2 separate regions of the Homo sapiens genome follow, and region 1 is linked to region 2. A link is an interaction called in ENCODE POLR2A ChIA-PET data of the cell type or tissue named here. Cell type or tissue: MCF 10A. All regions are shown on one strand. Links, peaks and the distances in the headings refer to the core of each region. The heading gives the core; the rest is flanking DNA.

What was found. ChIA-PET counts read pairs that join two places held together with the same protein. Peaks named below come from ENCODE experiments on the same cell type or tissue, not always from the same donor. Only the 100,000 strongest peaks of a DNase experiment are listed, where the experiment ranks them.
Region 1: POLR2A ChIA-PET joins it to region 2 with 37 read pairs; 3 of 35 experiments call an interaction of 5 or more read pairs at or near these places.

Annotation. Positions count from the first base shown.
Region 1 is chr16:23,249,758-23,266,423 of GRCh38, forward strand. No RefSeq gene overlaps it. Among named protein-coding and RNA genes, the nearest start is that of SCNN1B, 44 kb to the right of the region's middle. In MCF 10A, for the core only: no CTCF peak of the experiment used is centred there; DNase peaks (open chromatin) are centred at 8,724 and 9,274.
Region 2 is chr16:23,391,351-23,395,350 of GRCh38, forward strand. It overlaps COG7 (component of oligomeric golgi complex 7), which reads right to left. Exons shown (of 17, transcript NM_153603.4): 15 at 1,883-1,997; 16 at 1,030-1,173. Among named protein-coding and RNA genes, the nearest start is that of COG7, 60 kb to the right of the region's middle. In MCF 10A, for the core only: no CTCF peak of the experiment used is centred there; a DNase peak (open chromatin) is centred at 1,931.

The sequences.
Region 1 (16,666 bases), core at 7,018-11,017, 130 kb before region 2:
TATACACGGAAGCATGCAGAATATGTATACAGCTTCTTTAGCTCAACAGTAAGTTTAAGATTTATACATGTTGTTGCATGTGCTTGTAGGGTGTTCATTCTCATTAGTATATAGTATTCCCATGTATGAATATATCACAGTTTATTTACCCATTCTCCTGTAATATAATAGCTTTCAGTTTGGGTTATTACAAATAGTGCTGCTGTGAAGATTCCAGCACATGTCTTTTGTTGAATACATCAATAAACACACATGTATATTTATATGTTTTTTTTCCTGTTGCTGGCTATTTCTGCTGGAAGTGGAATTGCTACGTCATAGAGTATGCATAAGTTCAGCTTTAGTAGATGCTACCAGTTATCTAAAGGGACTACACCCCTTTTAACTCCTACCAGCAGAGTCTGAGAGTTCCAGTTGCTTCACAGCCTCATCAACACTTGGTCATTTCCATCTTTCATTTTAGCCATACTGGTAGATGTATGATGGTAATTTGTGTGTTTTTTAATGGATTTCCCTGAAGACTAATGATGGTGAGTACATTTTCAAATGTGCAAAGATCATTTGGATACTCTCTTTTGTGAAATGACACTGTGTGTGTGTGTGTGTGTGTGTGTGTGTGTGTGTGTGTGTGCGCGCGCGCGCAATTTGCCTGTTTTTCTATTGCGTTTTTCCATTGGATCTTTTATTTATTGATTTGTGGATCTTTGTATATTTTGGATACATTTCCTTTGTCAGCATGTTTCTTCCCCCCATCTATTTGCTCTTTTATTCTCTTTCTTTTTTTTTTTTTTTTTGAGACAGGGTCTCACTTTGTCACCCAGGTTGGAGTGCAGTAGCATGATCACAGCTCACTGCAACCTCTGCCCCCCAGGCTCAAGCAATCTTCCCAACTCTACCTCCTGAGTAGCTGGGACTACAGGTGCACACCACCATGCCCGGCTAATTTTTCTAATTTTTGCAGAGATGGGGTTTCACCATGTTGCCTAGGCTGGTCCCAAACTCCTGAGCTCAAGCGATTCTCCTACCTTGGCCTCCCAAAGTGCTGGGATTACAGGTGTGAGCCACCATGCCTGGCCCCTTTAATTCTCTTTATGATGTTATTTGGTGAACAGATGGGCATTCTTAGTTTTAACGTAGTCCAATTTATCTTGTTTTTGTTTTGTTTTGTTCTAGTTTGGTGGTGCTCGTTTTGCTGCTTTTTGTGTTCTAGAAGATACTTCAAGTTGCCAGTAAATATCCATTCCCCATTTTTCCTTTGGAATGTACTTGGCTAAATAACTTGCCTTTCTAGCCTCCCTTGTAGATACAATGGCCATATGACACAGTTCTGGTGAATAAAATATAAACAGAAGCCTGCTGTGTGTGCAGGAGTTTTGGGGAATTTTTGCTCTCCTAATAAAATGAGTGAGTTGTGGCATTTCTTCCCCTTCCCTCCATCGTGTGCTTTGAAAGCAAATGAGATGTATGGAGCTGCAGCAGCCATCTTGTGACCATCAGGAAAAGGTCAAGGGCAGCACAATGACATCAGCTCCAACATCAATGAGCAGCTACACAAATTAGTACCTGCTATTCTTTTACTTCTTATTATGTGGTATAAGTGAATTCCTATTTATAGCTTTCTATATCTTGCAGCCAAGTTTATTCCTAACTGGTAAGTCCCTTATCTCTCCCCTAAATCTTGGCATTACCTTTGCCAGACTAATCTTCCCAAAACTTGTCTGTGTGTATGTCCTCCCTGTGACCAGAGGCCTTCAGTGCCCTCTGTGCTGGCTTTCAAGGGCCTCCAAAACCTGTCCACAGCCTCTGTCTCCAACTCTGTCTTCCATTCATTTTTTTTATCTTCTTATTTAATTATTTATTTATTTATTTATTTTTGAGATGGAGTCTCACTTTGTTGCCCAGGCTGGAGTGCAGTGACACAGTCTCCGCTCACTGCAACCTCCACCTCCCAGGTTCGAGCGATCCTCCCAGCTCAGCCTCCCAAGTAGCTGGGATTATAGGCACCACCACGCCTGGCTACTTTTTGTGTTTTCAGTAGAGACAGGGTTTCACCATGTTAGCCAGGCTGGTCTCGAGCTCCTGACCTCAAGTGATCCACCCATTTCAGCATCCCAATGTGTTGGGATTACAGGTGTGAGCCACCACGCCTGGCCATATCTTCCATTCATTTCTGATTCACACAGTTCACTCCCTCTATTCCTCATTCCCCCACTGTTACATCCATCCGGAATGTAAGAGCAATATCAATAGATTGCTGAATTATATGCACAGTTAGAATATTGCTCATGTGTAAAGAGAACTGAAAAACATTCTCAAATGTGGAATAACTCAAGTATCAGAACACTATCACTCATCTGGAAAAATCTACTTGAAGACGTAATGCAGCCAGTTGGAAAATGAACCAAAATGAAGATCGAATGCATAGAATATCTAATGTGACAGGACTGGCAGTGAGCGCTCTGCCCCAGTAAGCCCAGAACTAGGTCTAAAGAGAATGAAGGTAAGGATTTAAAACTACAGCTAAAAAAATAAGATGCAGTAAATGTTATAAAAACTGAAAGAAACAGTCTCATGATCATTAATTATATTCCACCGGGAATACCACCTGCAGGATATGTCAAGCAAAATAGATGATATTGTTTATATATCAAGAGCTCTTACAAGTCAATGAGAAAAGTACAAACAAATGGGGACCAAAACTGTCAAGGTCATGACCAGTCAACTCCAGAAGAAATAAAAATGACTAAAAAATATACTAAAAGGCTGGGCGTGGTGGCTCATACCTGTAATCTTAGCACTTTGGGAGGCTGAGGTGGGAGGATCGCTTCAGCCCAGGAGTTCGAGATCAGCCTGGGCAACATAGTGAGAAACTGTCTTTACGAAAACAAACAAACAAACAGAAACAAAATTAGCTGGGCATGGTTCCTAACATCTGTAGTCCTAGCTACTCAGGAGTTTGAGGCGAGAGGATCTCTTGAACCCAGGAGTTTGAGGCTGCAGTGAGCTATAATTGTGCCACTGCCCTCCAGCCTGGCCAACATGTGAGACCCCCATCTCCAAAATATATATAATATATATATAATACGTATATATATAATATGTACATGCATTATATATAATATATGTAATATTATCTACTATATATGTGATATTATATATAATGAATGTACTACATATTATATATAGTATATATGTACTACATATTATATGTAGTATATGTGTAATACATATTATATATAATATATGTAATACATTATTATATACTATACTATATATTAATTAATTATCATATTACTATGATAATATATTAATTATACTATTATATTAATAATATATTAATTATACTATTATATTGATATTATATTAATTATACTATTATATTAATAATATATTAATTATATTATTATATTGATATTATATTAATTATACCATGTTAATAATATATTAATTATACTATTATATTAATATTATATTAATTATATTATTTTAATATTATATTAATATATTATTTTAATATTATATTAATTATATTATTTTAATATTATATTAATATATTATTTTAATATTATATTAATTATATTATTATTTTAATATTATATTAATTATATTATTGTATTATTATATTAATTATATTGTTACATTAATATTATCTTAATTATATTGTTACATTAATATATTAATTATATTGTTACATTAATATTATATTAATTATAATGTTACATTAATATATTAATTATATTGTTACATTAATATTAATTATATTGTTACATTAATATATTAATTATATTGTTACATTAATATTATATTAATTATATTGTTACATTAATATTATATTAATTATATTGTTATATTAATATTAATTATATTGTTACATTAATATATTAATTATATTGTTACATTAATATTATATTAATTATATTGTTACATTAATATTATATTAATTATATTGTTATATTAATATTATATTAATTATATTGTTACATTAATATTATATTAATTATATTGTTATATTAATATTACAATATATGATTATATATTATATACTAGGAACAATAGGAAAGGAATGATAAACACTGGGGACTATATTATAATGATGGCTCACACCTGTAATACCAGCCCTTTGGGAAGCTGAGGCAGGCAGATCACTTGAGTCCAGGAGTTTGAGACCAACCTGGGCAACATGGTGGAACCCCATCTCTACAAAAAAATACAAAAATTGGCTGGGTGTTGTGGCTCACACCTGTAGTCCCAGCTACTCGGAAGCCTGGGGTGGGAGGACAGTGGGAGGCAGATCTTGCAGAGCCAAGATCATATATTAATTACAATATATTAATGCGTTATTATACGCTATATATGTAATACATATATAATATATAATATATAATACATATTATATAATATATATGGGATGCTCAAACCTTATATATAAGAGATGCTCAAACTTAACTAATGATTAAATATATGCCAGTCATATATTTCGTTAAATTTCACCTATTGGATTGGCAAATAATAAAATTTGGTAATGCCCAGTATTTGAGAGGATAAAGAGAAACAGGCTCTCTGGTTAGCTGTTGGTGTTTCTATAAATGGATAAAACCTTTGTGGAGGGCTCCTCACATTCTCTATGAAAATATATAATAGATGAGATGAGGGGCTTTCCAGACATCACCAGACCATGTCTACCAAATAAAGCTGCATTTTTTTCAAATGTTCAAGCTGTACTGACTACAATCCCCAGCTTTCCCAGAGAGTAGAAAGTGCGGTCTGCTGTGTGACCTATGTGACTCTCCAAGGAATGCTTAGACGTTCCATTCTTATGTCACTTGCCAGTGCCCCCAGCCTTGCTCTGAACTGTGGCTGCTCAGGACTTTGCGGTTCACCTTGAGTCATCGGCTCTGTGGTCCCCACACCATTCCAATTACAGACACAGGCTTAAACTTCACTTAACCCCCTTTGGAAGCATAATGAAGGTATTGAGCCAGATTTAACTGAAGGCTTGGGGAAAAACAGAAATGCAGGGTAGACGTTGGCTGACACAGTTCCTGCAGGTAATTATTCCTGGGGGCCACAAGCCCGAAACCAACCCCAGAGATTTTCTACTTCCCAACAGATTTCCACAGGGTAAGGGAGAGCCCAGCTGCATTCAAGAAAAGTTCCATGTGTACCAATGTTTAGCTCCCACTTACAAGTGAGAACGTGTGGTATTTGGTTTTCTGTTTCTGCATTAATTAATTCCCTTAAGACAATGGCCTCTAGATGCATTCCTGTTACTGCAAAGGACATGATTTCATTCTTTTTTATGGCTGTGCCTGTGTTGTATTCCATGGTGAGTATGTACCACATTTTCTTTATCTAACCCACTGTTGATAGGAACAATAGACACTGGAGACTCTAAGAGTGGGAAGGGAGGGAGTGGGGCAAGGGGTTGAAAAACTACCTATTGGGTACTATGCTCACTACGTGGGCAATGGGTTCAGTCATACCCAAAACTCAGCATCAAGCCACATACCCATGTAACAAACTTGCACGTGTATCCCCTAAATCTAAAATAAACGTTTTTTGTGTTTTTTTTGAGACTGAATCTCACTCTGTCCCCCAGGCTGGAGTGCAGTGGCGCAACTGCAACCTCCACCTCCCTAGTTCAAGCAATTCTCCTGCCTCAGCCTCCTGAGTAACTGGGATTACAGGCGCATGCCACCACACCTGGCTAATTTTTGTGTTTTTGTTTTTAGTAGAGACTGGGTTTCACCATGTTGGCCAGGCTGGTCTTGAGCTTTTGACCTCAAGTGATCCACCTGCCTCAGCTTCCCAAAGTGCTGGGATTACAAGCGTGAGCCACCATGCCTGGCCAAATTAAAAAAAAAAAAAAAGAATAAAACAAAAACATATAACAATTACTTTTAAAATACTATATAAGGCCGGGTGTGGTGGTTCATACCTGTAATCCCAGCACTTTGGGATGCCAAGGTGGGCGGATCACCTGAGGTCAGGGGTTCAAGACTAGCCTGGCCAACATGGTGAAACCCCATCTCTAGTAAAAATACAAAAATTAGTTGGGCATGGTGGTGCGTGCCTATAATCCCAGCTATTCGGGAGGCTGAGGCAGGAGAACTGCTTGAACCCAGGAGGCGAAGGTTGCAGTGAGCCAAGATCGTACCACTGCACTCCAGCCTAGGCAACAGAGTGAGACTCCCTCTCAAAGTAATAATAATAATAAAGAAATAAATAAAAATACTATATAAGCCTGGCAAGGCATGATGGCTCACACCTGTAATCCCAGCACTTTGGGAAGCTGAGCCCAGGAGTTCGAGACCAACCTGGGCAACATGGTGAAACCCCATCTCTAAAAAAAATACAAAAATTGGCTGGGTGTTGTGGCTCACGCCTGTAGTCGCAGCTACTTGGAAGGCTGAGGTGGGAGGATAGTGGGAGGCATGATCTTGCAGAGCCAAGATCATGCCACTGCACTCCAGTCTGGGTGACAGAATCAGACCCTGTCTTAAAAATATATAATAAAAATAAAATTAAATATTATATTATATTATATAAGCATGGAATCAAATTATACTATCAAGTAAGGTTCTATTTGAGAAAATAAAAGTTATTTGAAACACAGGAAAAAGATTTCTAGTCCTCTCTCTGGATAGAAGACGTTCCTTTTCCATGGTGCAGAGCTCTCCAAATATTTGAATTTTTGTAGTGATAATGATGATCTTTCCCCTATAATCAGAAGATTAGATATACAACTGATAAAACTGCGTGTGTAAGAAAAAAAATCTCTCCAGAAATTATAGGTGGATCCTACAAACAAATACAGTCAAGATTCTTGTGGCCAGAACAGGCAGTTCACTTAAGGAACACCCTTCTAAGAGTACACCTTGTTCCTGTCTGGGTGTGCCGCAAGTTATAGACTCTCAATAAATGTTTGTTGAGTGAAGAAATAAATGTTGACCACCTTCCACCATCACCTTATGAGATAAAGTCCAGACTTATTTGAATGGATTCCAAGTCTGCATTACCCGGCCTTAAACTCTCATCATTTTACTCTGGTCCCACCACTGTATTCACTGGGTCTTTGCCTGCTCCATCTCATCCTCCCTTCAAACCCCAAATCAAGTCCCACTTCCACCTCTGAAGTCTCATTAGTCTCTGACATCCCCATGTTCACATTCAGTCCCCTCTTCTCAAGTCATGTCCCTGCGTCCTCTTCACATTTCATTTCATGTACTAAATATATATTTATAGACTAGTTCATTTTCTAAATGTGCAAATCTTGTCTCTTTAAGAAGATAAATCCTGGCAAAGAACCTCCTCCTGCTCCTGTTTCTTCCAATGCAGTTGGTGATCAATAAATATTTATTGGTTTCTGGATTCATTATTATTTTCTCTCCTTTCTTTCTTTCTTTTCTTTTTCTTTCTTTTTTTTTTTTTTTTAAGATAGGGTCTTGTTCTGTCAACCAGGTTGGAGTGCAGTGGCACAATCACAGCTCACTGCAGCCTCCAACTCCTGGGCTCAAGCCATCCTCCTGCCTCAGCCTCCCAAAGTGCTGAGATTACAGATGTGAGCTGCCGCACTCAGCTATTATTCTTTTCTTTCTGTTCATTGAATCATTAACTCTGTTTTAGATTTGTTTCCCCAAAAGCAGATCTGGGGATCTGAGACAGAGAATTTATATGAAAGTGATTTTGTTGTTGTTGTTGTTGTTTGGTTTTTGGTTTTGTGGTTTTTTTTTTTTTTTTTCAGAGATGGGGTCTTGCTATGTTGTCCATGCTGGCCTCAAACTCCTGGGCTCAAGAGATCTTCCCACTTCAGCCTGAGTAGCTCGGGCAGCAGGTGGACACCACAAAGCCAGGCTGTGTGAAAGTGATTCATAAGTGTTCCCAGAGAAAATTGGTAGAGAAGTGGAGAAGGGGAATGGGGCGAGAAAGAAGGTTAGACAAAGGTGTGTTATCAAGTAAAGTCACACAGAGGGTAATTGAGGCTTGACCCTCCAGGGGAGCTTTGGGACACTGTGGGTCATTAGGGCAAAGGAACTGGAGGATTTCTATCCCCACACTGTCAGTCATGAGTTAAGGGCTGTCCCCGGGGCATGAAAACTTTCAGGTATTTCTGGTTTTCTTGAACATGCAGGAAAAGCAGGTCCTAGCAGCCTATGTGCAGCCCTCCAGTGAAGGCCAAAGGTACTGGCCATTGGGAGGAAAAGTACACAGAAACCTACAGTGCACAAAAATGGTAAAATAATACAGAGTACAGGAGAGCTGAGAGCATCTGCACATTCTTTCAACAGACTTTTACTGAATATCTATTACATTATAGATGCTGCATGGAAATTGTCCAGGCACAGTCTTTGCCTTCAGCGATCCAGTCCTGATGTCTTTTTTTTTTTTTTTTTTTTTCCCCCACAGCCGGGATCTCACTCTGTCGCCCAGGCTGGAGTGCAGTGGTGTGATCACAGCTCACTTCAGCCTTGAACTCCTGGGCTCAAGCAATCCTCCTGCCTTGGCCTCCCAAAGTGTTGGGATCACAGGCAAGAGCCACCACGCCTGGCCCGGTCCTGATGTCTTGAAGGGGAGACAATTGCACATGAGTTAGTCTTGTTCAGGACGCAAGGTGCAATAGCAGCAGCAGGTAGGAACTCAGAGAGGAAGTGCCCCAACTGTGCCCAAGTGATTCTCGGGCGTGACTTAGGATCTTAAAGGATGACTAAGGGGGAAAAAGGTATTCCTAGCCAAAGGAACAGCATGTACGAAGGCAGAGAAAGAAAGTACACATTTGTTTGGAAATAAGGAGTAGTTTGCTGTAGCTAGAACACAGGGTGTGGGAGAAAGGAAGACAACGGGAAGCCAAGGCTGTAAAGAGAGGCTGGGAAGAAGTGACGAAACATTTTATACCCCGTTAAGGAGACAGTAAAATTTTGAGATGGGCCTACCTGGCCATGATTATAGAGGTATTTAGGAAGAGAGGGTGGCCACATAAACCAGGTACTGGACACCAGGTGTTCTGTCAGCCCAGCATCCACAACCCTAACCAGATCATCCTGTTTCTCTCTCTCTCTCTCTCTCTCTCTCTCTCTCTCATTATAGAGATGGGGTCTCACTATGTTGCCCAGGCTGGTCTCAAACTCCTGGCCTCAAGCCATCCCCCCACCTCAGCTTCCCAAAGTGCTGGGATTACATGGGTGAGCCACTATACCCAGCCCTGTTTCTCTAGGCCTGATGATTGCCAGACAAAGGAGAGTCAGGGCTGGGGCTTTCCTTGGAGAGGTTGGGAAAGAGGTTTGCAGAACTGCACACTGGCTGGAGGGAAGGGCAGCTCAGAGAACAGAGCCAGCAGGTGGAGACATGAGGAACAGCTTCTGTGGACGTCAGCATAGTGCCGGATCCAGTGGACACAGGGATACCAATATTCCCTATGATGATAAATATCAATTAATTCCAATAAGTTTCCTTTTTCTGGCTTAAGCTGGATTGAGTCAGGTTTTTGTCACATTAAATGAATGAGTCCCCATTCATACAGAATATATGGGGATTTTTGTTCTGTGTTGTTTGAGACGGAGTCTTGTTCTGTCGCCCATGCTGTAGTTCAGTGGCGGGATCTCAATTCATTGCAACCTCTGCCTCCTGGGCTCAAGCAATTCTCCTGCCTCAGCCTCCAGAGTATCTAGGATTACAGGCGCCCACTTTTTTGTATGTTTTTGGTAGAGACAGGGCTTCATAATGTTGGCCAGGCTGTTCTCGAACTCCTGACCTCAAGTAATGCCATTCAAGTGCACATCAACTGTTTTGGAGAATGCTGCCAAGGTGGTATTCAGAGGAAAATGCCTAGCCTTAAATACTTTTGTTAATAAAAAAAAAATTCTAAAGTAAGTGGACTATGCATTCAACTCAAGAAATTAGGAAAAGTAAAACAAAAGAAATCAAAAGAAAGTAGAAGGGGAAAATATGTAAAATTAGAAACAGAAGTTGGAGAAGGGAAAGAGGGAAAAGGGCAGACTTGATAGAGGAAAGACCTGCCAGGCGCAGTGACTTATGCCTGTAATCCCAGCACTTTGAGAGGCTGAAGTGGGAGAATTGCTTGAGCCCAGGAGTTCGAGACCAGCCTGGGCAACATGGTGAAACTCCATATCTACAAAAAATACAAAAAGTAGCTGGGTGTGGTGGCTTGCACCTGTGGTCCCAGCTTCTCGAAAGGCTGAGGCTGGAGGATTGCTTGAGCCCAGGAGGTGGAGGCTGCAGTGAGCCGTGATAGCACCACTGCACTCCACCCTGGGTGACAGAGCAAGACTCTGTCAAGAAAGAAAGAGAAAGAAAGAAAGAGAGACAGACAGAGAGAGAGAGAGGGAGGGAGGGAGGGAGGGAGGGAGGGAAGGAAGGAAGGAAGGAAGGAAGGAAGGAAGGAAGGAAGGAAGGAAGGAAGGAAGGAAGGAAGGAAGGAAAAGAAAGAAAGGAAATGAAAGAGAGAGAGAGAGGGAGGCAGCAAGGGAGGGAGGGAGAGAACGAAGGAAGGAAGGAAGGAAGGGAGGAAGGAATGGAGAGAAGGAAGGGGAAAGAGAGAGATTAAAATCAATCAAACTTACAAAGCATCTCAATTAATTTGGAGAGAATAAACATCTTTCCAATACTGAATTGCCACATTCAGGAACATGTCCTAAGCATTGAAGTCTTTATTCAGGCCTTTCTGTATAGGTTTATAGTTTTCTTCAGAAGGGTCTTGCACAGTTTTTTGTTACTATTGTTCCTGAGATATCTTTGAGTTTTCTAGCTTGGAAAACTGGGTGGATAAAGGAATCACTCACAATAGCAACCAAGTCCACAAAATACCCAGGAATCAGTACACTGGGGTGGCCAAGACACTTTTGGGAAACTAACAGGAGCAATGTTGGTGGGCAGGAAACTTACCATACCCAATAGAGAAATCCACTATAAAGTCACAGTCGCTAAAACAGTGTCATATAGCAGCTGTATGTGGTACAGTTATTCAGTGAGATGCCACTTAGCAATAAAAGGAAGCAAACTATTTTTTTTTGAGACAGGGTCTCACTCTGTTGCCCAGGCTGGAGTATAGCAGCATGATCACGGCTCACTGCAGCCTCGACTTACCAGGCTCAAGTGATCCTCCCATCTCAGCCTCATGAGTAGCTGAGGCTACAGATGCACCCCACCATGCCCAACTAATTTTGTATTTTTTGTAGAGACAGGGTCTGACTATGCTGCCCAGGCTGGTTTCAAACTCCTGGGCTCAAGCGATCCTCCTGCCTCAGCCTCCCAAAGTGCTGGAATTACAGCTTTGAGCCACCACGCCCTGGCAAGGTAGCAAATTATTGATACACCCAACAACTTAGAGGAATCTCAAAGACATTACACTGAGTAATTGAAGCCAATCTGGAAAGGTTACCAATTATATTATTCCATTTATGTGACATTCTGGAAAAAAACTATATTAATAGACAACAGATTAGTTACCAGGGTTACAGAGGGAGGATGTGGCTATGTAGGGGTGGCCTGAGGGAGATTTCTGGGGTGATAGTTGTGGTGGTAGTTACACAAATACATACATGTGTTAAAATTCATGAAACTGTACGCAGTTAATTTTATTACATGATAATCTTAAAAATAAAATACACAAAGCAGTTTAGTGGTAATATAATAGTAAACAAATAGAATCTTTGAAATCAGAGCTAGTCTATATGCATAAGGCTATTAGGAAGTAAATATGAGGCCAGGAGTGGTGGCTCATGCCTGTAATCCTAGCACTTTAGAAGGCCAAGGTGGGCAGATCACTTGAGGTCAGGAGTTCAAGACCAGCCTGGCCAACATGGTGAAAATCCATCTCTACTAAAAATACAAAAATTGGCTGGAAATTGCTTGAACTCTGGAAGCAGAGGTTGCAATGAGCCCAGATCATGCCACTGCACTCCAACCTGGGCAACAGAGCGACACTCCATCTCAAAAAACAAAGGAAATAAAAATGGTTTTTCTGGAGATTGGTTGTATGATAATATGCATGTGTTTAACACTACTGAATTGTATACCTGAATAGTTAAGATGACAAATTTTATATGTTTCATTTTCCCACAATTTAAATAAAAAGATTGGTCCTACACTGGTAAGTGTTGAAGTCAGAAGATCATTATACCATTATGCTACTTTTGTATAATTTGACATTTCTCGTAATTAAAAAGCTTTCTTTATTATAAACAGTGATTTTTCACATCAGTGGTAAAATGCTATATAAAAGTATAGAGATATTTGACTTTTTGTTTAGAAAGAAAAAAATCCCACCCTCAAATATTTTAAAAGACCAGTCAGATTTAAATTTTTACGTTAAAAAAAAATCTATAAAAACACGAAAGAGCTAGAGGAAAGTAGAGGAAGGTAATCTTATAACCCAGGGGAAAGGAAGGCTTTTGCAAAGCTTTCCAGGAAGTTCCAAAGCCATAAAGGACAAAGAGCCTAGATTTGATGACATGAAAACTCCAACTTACACCTGATAAAAGATATCATAAACAAAGTGATTAAAAGCTAAGCTATAAACTGGGGGAAAGCATATTTATCAGAGCCTCCCTGGCCCCTTTGCCCATTAAGGAACCCACCTGTCCCCTGGAGGCCTCTAGGTTTGCATCCTATAATACAAATCATCCTTTCAAGTCCAGTTCATGATCATCAGAAATTGAAAACAAAAACAGACAAAAAAAAACCAAACAAACAGATGTAGCATACAGATAAGTCCTGCTGCCTGTTAATGACATCAGGCTTGGACCCAGAAGGACACAAGTATATAAACTGTGGCTCTCTCGCCTAACCCTGCAAAGCCTCAATTTCTCCATCTGTATGTGGGGTTAATGATGGAGAAATGTTACCTATCCATTATGATAGGAGATAGGTTGATGGATTGTGGTGGTGGTGTGGGTAGGAGTTTATTTTTTTCTGCATAGATTTCTACATTTCCCAAATACTGGACAAGAATGAGCTATTACTATTATAACCAAGAAAAGGTGATTTACATTTTGTCTTTTTTTTTTTTTAAAGAGGTGACTCAGAGGTTTAACTTAATATCTGGGGCCAGATGCAGTGGCTCATGCCTGTAATCCCAGCACTTTGGGCGACTGAGGCGGGTAGATCACCTGAGGTCAGGAGATCAAGACCAGTCTGGCCAATATGGCGAAACCTCATCTCTACCAAAAATACGAAAATTAGCTGGGCGTGGTGGTGCACGCCTGTAATCCCAGCTACTTGGGAGGCTGAGGCATGAGAACCCAGGAGGTGGAGGTTGCAGTGAGCCAAGATCATGCCACTGCACTCCAGTCTGGGCAACAGAGCGAGACTTTGTCTCAAAAAAAAAAAAAAAAATCTCTGGAGGACAGATCAAATGAGTATAAAACTAGGATGTCTGGGCTAGTCCTTAATCTTTGGAAATGATGATGTTTCCTCCCCAAGGTCCTTACCCTAAGTGCATGTAAGGACAACTAAGACACCAGCCCTACTTGAGAGTGGCTCGCCGTCTATTCCAATGGTATTGGAGGCAGACAGGCAGGAGGCTTAGTACAGTGCAGGCTGATCAATTCAGGGCATAGGTGAGTGCTGAAAATTACTGTGGTTATTGATCTGGGATATGGGCAGTGGGGTAAAGGGGAAGGTTTATGATACAACCTAGATCACCAGGATATAGATACATAGGTGATAGATAGATTATATATAGTTGACCCTTAAACAACATGGGTTTGAACTGTGTGGGTCCACTTACATACAAATTTTTTTTCAATAAAAGTTACATGGAGTGTGCGTGCCTCTCCTGCCTCCACTTCCACCTCCTCCACCTCTTTCACCTCTGCCACCTGTGAGACAGCAAAACCAACCCCTCCTCTTCCTCTTCAGCCTTCTCAATGTGAAGATGACAAAGATGAAGACCTTTGTGATGATCCACTTCCACTTAATGAATAATAAACAGATTTTCTCTTCCTTATGATTTTCTTTTCTTTTTTTTTTTTTTTCCTTGAGACGGAGTCTCACTCTGTCACTCAGGCTGGAGTGCAGTGGTGTGATCTCAGCTCACTGCAACCTCCACCTCCCAGATTTAAGCCATTCTCCTGCCTCAGCCTCCCGAGTAGCTGGGACTACTGGTACCCGCCACCACCCCCAGCTAATTTTTGTATTTTTAGTAGAGACTGGGTTTCACCATGTTGGCCAGGCTGGTCTCGAACTCCTGACTTCAGGTGATCCGCCCCCCTCGGCCTCCCAAAGTGCTGAGATTACAGGAGTGAGCCACCACGCCCACACCTTCTTGATTTTCTTAATAACATTTTCTTTTCTCATTCTCACCTGAGTCGCTAGAGAAAGTCTTCCAGAAGTCACATTTGAGCTGAATCTTGAAGGATGATGAGACTTTCATCAGGTGTGGGGCATGAGAGCCCAGGAAGAGGGGAGGGCATATGAAAATGCACACAGGAGCCAAGCACAGTGGGTACGCCTGTAATTCCAGCACTTTGGGAGGCCGAAGTGGGAGAATTTCTTGAGCCCAGGAGTTCAAGACCAGCCTGGGCAACGTAGCAAGACTCCATCTCTACAAAAAAAATTATTTCAAATAAAATAAAATGCACGTAGGCACAGAAGAACATGGCCAACTTGTGGTGAAGCAAAATGTCCAAATGGACTCTCATAAATAGGGAAGCAGATGAGGCTGGAATGATGGACTGAGGGTTGAGAGGGTCTTGAAGGGGCTTTGACTCATCTCTTCGGTTAAAGGGAGACAGTTAAAGTCACATGAGCTGGGAGATGAGGAGATTCGATCCTCATTTTAGAAAGATATCACTGTAACAAGACAGGGATGGATTGGAGCAGGAGAGACCTTTTACTCGATCAATGCCACAAATATTCATGGAGTGGCCCCTGCTGAATTAGTTTCCTATTGCTGCTGTAATAAGCTACCACAGACTTAGTGACTTAAAATAACACAGCTTTATTTATTTATTTTTTAAGTTCTGGAGGTTAGAAGTCTGAAATGGGTCACACTGGGTTAAAACAAAGGTGTCAACCAGGCTGCATCTCTTCTGGAGGCTTTAGGGGAGAATTCATTTTCTTGCCTTTCCCAGTTCTAGAGGCTGCCTATGTTCTTTGGCTCCCTCCATCTTCAAAGCCAGAAATTCTCCCATTGAGTCTTTCTAATGATGCCATTTCTCTGGCGATAACCCTTTCACCTCCCTTGTTCCCATTTAAGGACTCTTGTGATCATATGGGGCTCACCCAGATAATCCAGAAAAATCTTTCATCTCCAGATCAACTGATTAGCAACCTTAATTCCATTTGCCACCTTAATTCCCCCTTGCTATGGAACAGAACATATTCACAGGATTAGGACATGGACATCGTTGGGAGCCATTATTCTGCCTGCCACACAGACCAATTGTTTGTTTGAGAGAGAGTCTCGATCTGTCACCCAGGCTGGAGTACAGTGGCACAATCTCAGCTCACTGCAACCTCCACCTCCTGGGTTCAATTGCTCCTCCCACCTCAGCCTTCCAAGTAGCTGGGATTATAAGCATCCATCACCATGCCCGGCTAATTTTTGTATTTTCAGTAGAGACAGGGTTTCACCATGTTGGCCAGGCTGGTCTCAAAGTCCTAACCTCAAGTGATCTGCCTGTCTCAGCCTCCCAAAATGCTGGGATTACAGGCATGAGCCATGGTGTATGGCCTACACACACCAATTGGGAGGGGACCACCCAAGGACATGGATACCAGGAGGCATGAGCCATTGGGCACCATCCACAACTCCCCTGAGAGTTCCAATCTGAGCATTTGTTTGGGGATGACAATGAGAAACGCTGTAGCCTGGGCTCAGAGATACCAATGGAGATTAAAGCTCAATTTGGTTTTCTAGTCATTCGCATGGTCTGGTCATAACGACCTTCCCCCATCTTCTTGCTTATCATCAGGGCCAAAGTCCCCTCCAGAGGAAGACTGTCATGATTCTGGGGGCAGAGGTGGGGAAGTTCCAATTTCACGAAACTACACCACCACCATCTGGTGCTTTCTGTTTACACCTGCCTCCTTAAAACCAAGGACAACTGGAAAAGTACCAGTGTGCATTGCTCTTCCACCCCTCCCTAATCGCTTCCCTCCACAGAGTAGGTAAATCCATCCTTTGTTCCACACAGTGGACAAAACAAAATATGACGCAAAAAGCAGGTGGAAATTTAAGGAACATCCGATGTTTGGGACAGCTTAGTCGTGAGGATCAGGGTGTTTGTTTCAAGGTGACAAGCTCTGGGCATCTGATTTCTCAGCCTCACACCACCCCTGGTCTTTTTATGAGACATGCTCTTTTGCTAAGAGATCAGAGGAATGTTTTGCACAGTTACTTTACATTTTTGTATCTTCCAGCTGTATTTTCAACAAAAGGTTTATGGTTATGCAATAAGCATCTTAGGATGTGGAAACAGGTGAGCCAGGAGGCAAGATCAGCTTAAGGTCATTTTCGTGGCCAAACTGGTTGCAGGCAACTTTCTAGGCTGTTTGGTCCACATCAGGGCACCAGCTATTCACAGAAAAAGTCTTTAAAACAAGTCCAAGGATTCCTGGAGGGAGGCTGGCTTCAATACCCTCCTTCACTCTACTGCCAATATCCTGGATATCCCAGACCAATAACCAAGATCTGTTGCTTTAGTCC
Region 2 (4,000 bases), core at 1-4,000:
CAACACGCATTTGAATTCTCTCATCTCTCTTTCTCTGAAGGGCAGTAGCCAAAAGGCTGCCTGTTCCTCTGGTAAGTGCTGAGAGCTGACTATGAAATGAGCAGGGGTCAGGAACTCAGGAAAGCTGGATCCCAGGCCTGGCTCCATCACTAACAGCTCTGGGACCCGGAGGAAAGCACCTTGCTTCTAGTTCTTCTTCTGCAAAACAAGAGCCAGAAGCCGGTTGAGCCTGGCTCAGCCCTGTGGTCACTGAGGACGAAGCTCTGGCTGTGTCCCCAGGGAGCTGATCTTTCAGGCTTCTACCACCCGCTCTCCTGACCACCCCGAGAGGTGCGTTAGGCTAAAGAGCAGACAAGGTATTGGAATGGCATCAAGAGACTGGGGAGACTCCCTGCCACCTGCCAGCAGTAGCCCCATGCTCAGAGTACACCTGGGCAGTGAGGCCCTCCAGTGAAGAGGGCAGGCAGGAGCAAAGGGGACACGCCCACTGACTTGGCAGGCAGGATGCTATCTGGATGGAGACCACAAAGTGACCCTGGCCACATGGCCTTGTTATGGAACTGCCCTGGGCCTCCGTTCCCTATCGGTATGATGGAGAAGAGAGCACCCACCTCACAGGGGAGTTTGGAATTACATAAGACGATGGGTGCGAGTGCTTGGTCCAGCGCCAGGCATGCCTGGTATGCAGTAAGAGCTCATTAAACACTGGTTGGGAATTATGGCACAAATGGAGCGGGCCAGGTGGGGCCAGGCTGCAGGACTCGCTGAATCTTATCTCACTGAAGCTCCCCTCAACGGTTCTCAAGTCCTCTTCGAAAACATAGATGTCTGAGCTTCAGCCCGGTCTTGCTAAGTCAGAATCTCTGGGGCAGGGCCTGGAGAACCTGAATTTTCAACCAGCTTCAGAGCCAAATCCACAGCTGAAGCTAAGGGAAGACTTGGGATGAGATTCCTGGAGGGCAAAGGAGAAACTGACAGATGCAGCAGGCAAGAGCTGTCCCTCCCACCGCCTGTCTTGTGGGGACCCACCGATGTCAGTGGCCAGCTGCTTGGCAGAGTGTGGGCTCAGCTCAGGGATCTGTAGGATCGCATCACAGTAGGTCTGCATTGTGGCTCTGGCGATCGAGCCCAGCCAGTTGTCAGCCATGTTGTCCAGCTCGGGCAATTCATCCCCTGAAAAGAAAAGGAGGTCACCAAGGAAAACACAGGCCTGCAGTAGCTGCTGAATGCACCAAAGTACCAGGAAGCTTCTGATCTCAATGGCAAACACAGGAAACCGAAAACAGTTACATCTTAGGGCCAGGTGCAGTGGCTCATGCCTGTAATCCCAGCACTTTAGGAGGATGAGGCAGGCGGATCATTTGAGGTCAGAAGTTCGAGACCAGCCTGGCCAACATGGTGAAACCCCCGTCTCTGCTAAAAATACAAAAATTAGCCAGGCGTGGTGGTGCGCGCCTGTAGTCCCAGCTACTCAGGAGGCTGAGGCAGGAGAATTGCTTGAACCCAGGAGGCGGAGGTTGTGGTGAGTCAAGATCGCGCCACTGCACTCCAGCCTAGGTGACACAGCAAGACTCTGTCTCAATAATAACAATAATACAGAATACAAAGTTACATACAAAATACCATCTGCTTACAGAGCAGAGCCAGAAGGCACAAGCGAAAGTGGAAATACCAGTGCGTTCCGCAGTGGGATGTGGTTATAGATTTTTCAAGTTGTGATATTGTTTTAGATACAGCATGTGTACAAAAAGTACATGTTAGAAGGTTAAAAAAAAACAGGACTTGGTGACAAATGAGCCCAAGGATAAGGTGTCATCTGGAGTTTCTACCCTGGAAACTGACAGCTTGACTTGTAACATCGCCAGAAACGGTCCCCGCTTACCCTGCTCAGGAGGAAATGGCAGCTTTCCAGCGTGCAATGCCAACTCTAAGGCAGAGTCCTCCTGAGTCACAAATGGCTCAAGATTCAGGGGGAGGGACATGATGTACTGCCCGATCTGAAACAAAAGAAAGCGCTGTTAGCCTGACATTGACACATACGGGTTATTACTTTATGGGTACATTTGTGTGAAGGCAAACGGCAGAGAGACAAAATTGCTAGACCTCGGGTGATCCCAAGTCTGATCTTTCTAGTATGTGGCGATGCTTGTTATGGCAGTACCCTAAAAAAGAATCACTGGTAGCTTGCATATAGATTATAGATTCATCCTTCTTATAATGACCTCAATATTTTTGAAATGCATTCAACACAATCTCTATCTCCAATGAAGTAATGGATATCAAAATGCTTTGTAAAATTTGAAGCATTGTGTAAATATAAGTATTATTACTGTTCATAGGTGAAAAACCAGTAAGATACTAGTGTCAGAATGTGTGGGGCCAAGCAAGAATTCAAATCCTGTCTTCTGAGGCCAGGCACAGTGGCTCACACCTGTAATCCCAGCACTTTGGGAGGCCGAGGCGGATGGATCTCCTGAGGTCAGGAGTTCAAGACCAGCCTGGCCAACATGGTGAAGCCCTATCCTACTAAAAGTACAAAAATTAGCCGGGGATGGTGGCAGGCACCTGTAATCCCAGCTACTCGGGAGGCTGAGGCAGGAAAATCACTTGAACTCGGCGGGGGCGGAGGTTGCAGTGAGCCAAGATCATGCCATTGCACTGCAGCCTGGGCAGACTCTGTCTCAAAAAAAAAGAGACTCTGTCTCAGAAAAAAAAAAAAAAAACCTGTCTTCTGGATTTGGATCTGATTCTCTCCCTCCTAGATAATTTAACCAGAAGAAGAAAGGAATTCTGTTTGAAAAAAAGCCATTTATAACTATAAATTACTTTGGAGAAAAAACTATATTGTTTTCATAATATAAACTCTTGAAACTAAAGATAGACAAAACCTTGGCTGGTGGGGAATTGCAAAAGGTCATTTGCAATTGTCCTAAAAGACATTTAGGACATGCCCACAATTAGCACAGTCTTGGTCATGTGTTTGTCAGATATCCACGTGATGCCAAGAGTGTATTTTAGACCACTGTTTCCTATTTCTATTGTAATTCATTGTTTTGTGTTTTAAGGTTAAGTATGTGTTTTGTTTCAAAATAAGGGGGTTGACTTTTCAGGTTTCAAAATGATAATATATGTTTTTAAAAGGTCTTTCTGCCTGTTGTTGTTTTTTTTTTCTTCCTGCTACATATTCATTCCATGACATTCCTGTCACTGTTAATTAACTCTGTAAACTAAAAGTCAGGAGACTATCAAAGCAAGAGCTTCTCAATCTGGCCTCACACATGTCTACGTAACAGCGGGCTCCTTTCAGGGTGTAGTGTCCAGAAGTTAACACAGACTCGAAAATCTACCCAGACCAGAGAACTACAGGATGATCATGCCCTTCTTTCCAAACATTCAATATGGTTTGGCTGTGTAAGTGTAAACATCCATTATTAGTTTGGTGTTCCTTTTTTCTTTTTTCTTTTTTTTTTTTGAGACAGAGTTTTGCTCTTGTTGCCCAGGCTGGAGTGCAATGGTGCAATCTCGGCTCACTGCAACCTCCGCCTCCTGGGTTCAAGCAATTCTCCTGCCTCAGCCTCCCGAGTAGCTGGGATTACAAGTGCCCACCACCACACCTGGCTAATTTTTTTTGTATTTTTAGTAGAGACGGGGTTTTACCATGTTGGCCAGGCTGGTCTTGAACTCCTGACCTCAGGTGATCCGCCCACCTCGGCCTCCCAAAGTGCTGGGATTACAAGCGTGACCCACTGTGCCTGGACTGGCGTCCCTTTATAAGAGGTACACAGATGGTAAAATAAATCATTTTTTTCTTTCATGTACTTAGTATAATCTTTCACCCAAAGTAAGCAAGTGGCCACTTACCTCACTAATAACAACAGCTACTGTAAATTTCAGCTTGAAGTGTTAACAAATTCATCATTTTTCCCCAAGGCTGGGGGAAGAGAAGGATGCTGATTTCTGGTGTTGGAATTTCTCTGTACTACAATAATTCCTCTCAACA